2 separate regions of the Homo sapiens genome follow, and region 2 is linked to region 1. The links are chromatin loops, found by intact Hi-C in ENCODE. Cell type or tissue: PC-3. All regions are shown on one strand. Each heading gives the region's core, and the rest is flanking DNA. Links, peaks and the distances in the headings are about the cores only.

Evidence for each region. Peaks named below come from ENCODE experiments on the same cell type or tissue, not always from the same donor. Only the 100,000 strongest peaks of a DNase experiment are listed, where the experiment ranks them.
Region 2: a loop joins it to region 1, with 2.8 times the contacts of the local background. A loop is called at or near these places in 2 of 110 quality-filtered maps.

Annotation. Positions count from the first base shown.
Region 1 is chr13:50,356,482-50,359,398 of GRCh38, reverse strand. All of the region lies in intron 2 of DLEU1 (deleted in lymphocytic leukemia 1), which reads right to left. Among named protein-coding and RNA genes, the nearest start is that of DLEU1-AS1, 170 kb to the left of the region's middle. In PC-3, for the core only: no CTCF peak of the experiment used is centred there; a DNase peak (open chromatin) is centred at 1,538; H3K4me3 peaks cover 578 bases; H3K27ac peaks cover 1,748 bases.
Region 2 is chr13:50,420,792-50,423,708 of GRCh38, reverse strand. The region is part of intron 3 of DLEU1 (deleted in lymphocytic leukemia 1); the gene reads right to left. Among named protein-coding and RNA genes, the nearest start is that of DLEU1-AS1, 110 kb to the left of the region's middle. In PC-3, for the core only: no CTCF peak of the experiment used is centred there; a DNase peak (open chromatin) is centred at 1,718; H3K27ac peaks cover 1,589 bases.

The DNA.
Region 1 (2,917 bases), core at 127-2,626:
GTCTTCTGTGTTTTTTTTTTCTTTTTTTTTCCTGCATGAACCAAGAAAGAGAATGGCATTGAGAAGGTATAAAAGGGTTCTTTAATACTTCCACCTCCTTGGATATACAGCAGGAGAAAGAAAGTTGGATTACTTTATACTGGGCCTTTAAAAAAAAGTCTGGTACCTTTGTATATCATGAGCTGATGTGAATGGTAATGGCGCCAGCCTCCTGGACTAAGATTCCACCAGTTTCCCCTGTGATGCAGGCCATCCCCCACCCGCACCCCAGCTGAAACAGAACTGAAACTCAGAAAACCTAGCTATCCCTGCATTAAAAAATATATTTGCAAGCATCCAGGGATTTTATTTCCGTCCTCAAAAAATTGAGAGCCTCAACATTTATTTTGTGCAGAGGCAGAGAAAGTACCCCCATAGTCTGTGGGCTGACCCCAAAACTGAGTGTCTGTGGCTATGACTATTTGATAACTGGGCTGCTACACTTGTAAGGTTTCATTTCTTTATTTCCTTCAAAATGAAACAAAGATAAACAGTGAGAGTAGTATTTTATTGTTTGAACACCAGTTTCTCCCCTTAACAATCCTGTGTTAGTATGCTATTTTCTTGATGTGATTTTAAACCTCAGTGTGTACCCGGCCAGTTCTGTATTCCAGAAGCTACTGTCTACTGCCAAGAGCTATTAATCAAAATAAATGGGTGCTTGGGATCCTGGAAGTGGTGTGGGGACTCTGCTTCTCTGTAGACAGACTACCCTCTTCTGCCCCAGAGTGGGGGCAGCAGGAGGATGATAGTGGTCAGGGAGGCACTGTGGCATTCTGAATCCCTGGTGACACAAGAGGGTGTCAACACAGCCTGTGGATAACAGGAGAAGGGCCTAAAATGTACTTACACCACCCTAAGACTGGACAAACTCTGGGGATACTTCCAGTTCATCTCCCACAATTTCTAGAGGCATCTGCATGCCTGTCAGCTTGGGCCAAGTGCACAGAACACCATCTTTGTCAAAGCTAATTCCTGGCACCTACCCAATAAGCCCAGGCTGCTTTCATTTCTACTCTGTATTCTTTTATGACATTTGAAAGACAAAGAAAAGAAAGTGGTCTTAGAAGGTAAAAAGGTTACTTGAGTTCACAGACTTGATATTTTAGGAAGAGGCTAAACTAAATTATTCCAAAGTCTTACATTTAATTTGTGCCATCAGTGACCAAACATTTTCAAGAGTTAGTGGGTATAAAGGACTGAAAAGGATGATAAAGTTACTATCAACATTCAGGCCACAGAAAGGCAGAGGAGGGAGAGAACAGTTAGAAACATATTAAACCAAAATCTAGTCCAGCCATCCCTCTAGCCCTTTTATTTTGTACCTGGGGTAGGGGGTGGGGAGAGTTGATGTTAGCTTTTGGGTTTTTGCTTGCAGCAAGCATATTTCATTTTGAGCCGGTTGTGCCAGTTAGTGACATAATGTCCACATGGTAATATGATACGGTAAGCACAAATGCAGTGCACAAACCAGACTGTGGCCTGGGAAAGACAAGCTCTGTCCATATATCAACGGGAATGGCTCGGAACTCAGGGAGTGAGTATTTTGAAGCAATCGCACATGAATTCACCTTCAGGAGATTAGAGGCTGATGTCACCAGGAGAGTGAAGTCATCAGAAATGACCTAAACTGATGGGACCTTGCCAGAACAAAGCTGCGCTGTGCAGACACACAGCTTAACTCCTTCTGGGTTGAAGATTTCTCCAAGGCTGCTTTTTTTTTTTTTTTGTGAACACGAAGAGTTTCTAACAGACGACAACAAAGCCGATATGACTCCCACACTCCTAGGCATCAGCTGGTGTTACTTGATGAAAGAGGCCCAAAAATAAGTAAGTTCCACTAACCAGATGTCCTAAGCCCTCACCTTTTCATCCAAGAGTTCTACCCTGTCTCTATAGATTCTCAGGGGAATAGCACTAGTAGGCCTTTCATAACAGCAATTGAATTGAAGTGAATGGAATTAAGCTAGCAATGGCAGATCCCCCAGAATGGCAACAGTTGGGCCCACAGAATGGTGGTGGAACAGCACTACAGAAGACAGCCCATTTGAAAAGTGGCTGGTTGCCTGAGTCTGCCTGTGATTCTCAGTGGAACACTCCATGTGCCAGGAAGCAGTAAGATGCTGGCTGTCTCTCACCTAGTCAAGCTGCTTAGCAGTGAAGAACCATCCTCTTCTCCTTGTTACCATAATTCCTGAGAGCCATTACCACTTGCTTATTTCATCCTCTCTAATGTCAACCCTTGGCTACTACAGATGCCATAAGGTCAGTCACACCTTGCTTAGGCCAAGGAATACAACATAACTTTAAAAGTTAATCATGCATGGAAAATACCTTCAGATTCATGTGTCCCCTTATGGGCAGTGGCTGCATTAACATTGCATCATAAAAACAAGCTAGATAAGATCATACTAGAGGTGGTCTTAGGGGCAGGGGGCTGGACCCGGCCTCTCTTCTGGGATGAACCTAGCATCTGGTGTGTAGAATCCGTAGTCAAGTGGGATAATGTAAATAAAAGCACCTTCCAAGCTGCAAAGTATTCACTGAAGAATATTTTGATTTCATGATGGTCCTCCACAAAGCAAGGATAAAGGACCAACAACAATAGGTATGACCTTAATATAGGCCAAATGGGAAGATGGCTGCCGACATGAGGTAGTGGGAGGTACACAGAAGAGGTCTCCTGCCCCTAAACCTTCCTCCTGATGCCTGTTGTGTACCTACAAATCCACCTCTAACAACTTGCTTGAGGTCAGTGCTTTTCAAATTGTTCTCATCACAACCTTTACAGTACTGTTCAGTACTCTCTCATACACGTACAATTGAAATAAAAGTTTTTGCAGAAGCAATACTTTCCCTACTGCCTAAGATGTGCTCT
Region 2 (2,917 bases), core at 168-2,667, 64 kb before region 1:
AAAAACCTAGGTTAGCCAACAAGCGCAGATATCTCATCTGGAATATTTCTCTTTGAAGACATACTTACTACTCTTTGGAAATTCATAACACAGGCCCATCAGAATTGAATTTTCTGAAACACTGTTTCCCAAAATGTGTTCTGGGAAACACAAAATTCACGAGATACTTAACCGGGGGCAAGGAGAAAGCAGTCTGTGAGTAAATCAGTTTGCAAAGTTGTGTTTTCTGACAATGAGAATAAAAATAGTAATTATAACAGCTAGAAGAGACTTAGGCCCTAGCAACATCGTTATTCACAACTAAAATAAGAACAGCAATAGCAAGCACTTTGCTCAGTCCAATTGTACAACCTAAGAGGAAAGGCCAAGCTGGTATCAACACTTAATGAGAAGGATTCACTCCACAATCTTTACCACAGAACATTATTTCCATCCTTAGCTGCAACACAGAAAGATCAAGAGTCTGACAAATGTTCTCTAGCATGTTATTCCTTCATAGCTTGTAATATTTTACAGTAATTTTCTTCCTTTTATCATTCATTTACTGTCTCTGTCTCCCACCTAAAATGTAAGCTCCAAAAAAGGAGAATCGTGGTGTCCCAGCTGACTAAGCACGTGCTTGACACAGAGCCATGAATAGTTGTTAATTAAGTGGACGGGTGAAGTTCCCTAATTAAGGCCTGGCTTCTAAGGTCTAAAATTTACTAGGACCCATCAAAGAGACTGATTTTCAAGAGTAACTAGAAAAACACATCATTCAAATTCCCAGAATTTTATCTAAACTTTTCAGCTTTTCTCTGCAAGCCCACACAATTTGCACTCATAAGGTCAACCTGGTTTCACCGTGTCTCATGGAGTCATCCTGTTAGGCCACAATATGGGGTCACACGGGTGTAGCTGTCTTCCAGTTCTGCCAGCCAAGTTTGCATCTCTTTGTATTTTATAGAAATGTGCTTGATGGAGATTCAACCAGATAGGGCCTGAGGACCACTACCTGAGCTCTGCCCTTTGTCCTGTGAGCCAGTCCATGGGAGCCTGGGTTCTAGAGGACAAAGCAGCCCTCAGCTCTCAGCCATGACACAGCAAAGCCTCATGGAGCCCTAACGGAGGACAGTATTCCCCACAGAATGTTCCCTGCAGAGTGCCACATCCACACCTGCTCAAACTGATTTCTCACTCTCTGCGGTGGAAACTTCACTTGCCAGAGTCTTACCTTCGTTTTAAGCAATTCCCTTGAGAACAAAGGAACTCAGTCCAAAGGCCAAAGTGCCAATCAAATAATGAAAGTAAAAGAATAATTAAAACAGCCAACACTGCTGCGGTATTTCCTAAGTAGGGTCTAGTTTTTGCTAAGCCCTGTGCATGCATGATTATTGTATTTAATCCACTCAAACACCTTACGATGCAGCTTCCGCTGTTATTGCCACTTCACAGATGAGAAAAGAAAGGCGTGACACATGTTAAGTCAAACAATGGCAATGGCAACCCAAGGCAACAATCACAAAGCACTGCATGCCCCATTCTGCCTTCCTACAGATCCAAAACCTGCAGTGACCAAGGGGATAGAAAAACTGTACCTAGGCAAGGTTTATGCCTCCCCTGGCCACTCAGTGGCCATCTGAGAGGACTTTATTGTATTGATTCAGCTCATCTCAGATGCATATACCATAGGTCTAAATTGACTCCTAGAACTGCATTAGTCATTCTAGACACTTTAATCCATTACTTAATGCATTACTCAGATCCTGCTACCAGAGAGGGAATGGCAAGAAGTCAAGGTCAGTTAAATACGGATGAAAACAATAATAATCTTGAAAACACCTGCACCTGTGAAGAAAGACCCATAGTTGGGAAGCCTCTCACTGTCTAAATGTTTCATCATTTGTCATTTAAAATGCTTGCCATGGTCTTATTTTTAAGCACATAGTATCTTTGTGTTAGAGACCAAATTTTAAATAATCATCCTCTAATTAGAGCAACCCCCAATCAAAAATGAGTCACTGACCTTTTCCTCAGTGTTTTATTTCAGTAAGCCAGAATAAACACATGAAATTGTTACTATGGAGACCAAAGGTACTAAAGGGACCCAGCCTCTCATTAAAAAATTGACACACCAGCAGGAAAAAAAAATGATGGATGTTGTAGTTATTTTAGGGAAAAACGTGTCCCAAATGTTGAGGTTAAATCAGCCACCCCTTTTCCTCCAGGGGAAAAAAAAAGTTTCCAATGCAAATGGTTTGAATTAATGCCACGGATATTTATAACAACAGTCTGGTTAGGGAATTTATTTGCTATTCATCAAGCCAATATCCCTGAGGATTAAAAGAGCCCAAAGAAAATATTTTTAAAATAATAAATGAAATGTCTTTTGGGTTGGGAAGCCACTATATTCATATTCAGCACCACGACTGCTGGGCTGCGTCCTCAAAGCCCAAGGCCTCTGGGACTGGACAATTCCACAGTGCCTTTGGAAGAGATGAACAGAACACATGTGTCCCAGCTGACTTGCTGGTAGGAGAGCTGAGTTTTCTTAAATTGACACCCTCAAGTAGTAAATAAGAAAAAAGAAACCAAGAGTGGCCCAATATGCAGATCTAAAAGTGGAAAAGGCATTGACTGTTTCTTTTTTAAACAACTTCGTTGGTTGGGTTCTGGAGAGAAAAGGTGGAGAGGGAAGAGGTGTAACTCTTCTAACATATCATTGGAAAATGCCATCCTCACTTTTTAAAAATAGCACTGCATGATGAAATATTGTTTTGGTGACGTGATGCCTAAAGAAGCACTGCTCATCATCATGGTGACTGTGATGGAGGCCTGGGTGAGCAGTGGTGTAGACAGTTGCACAGAGGAGCCCAAATGTTGCTCGAGACCCAAGAAAGCCCTGTGGGGTGAGGACAGCACCAGGCTCACCTGCCCA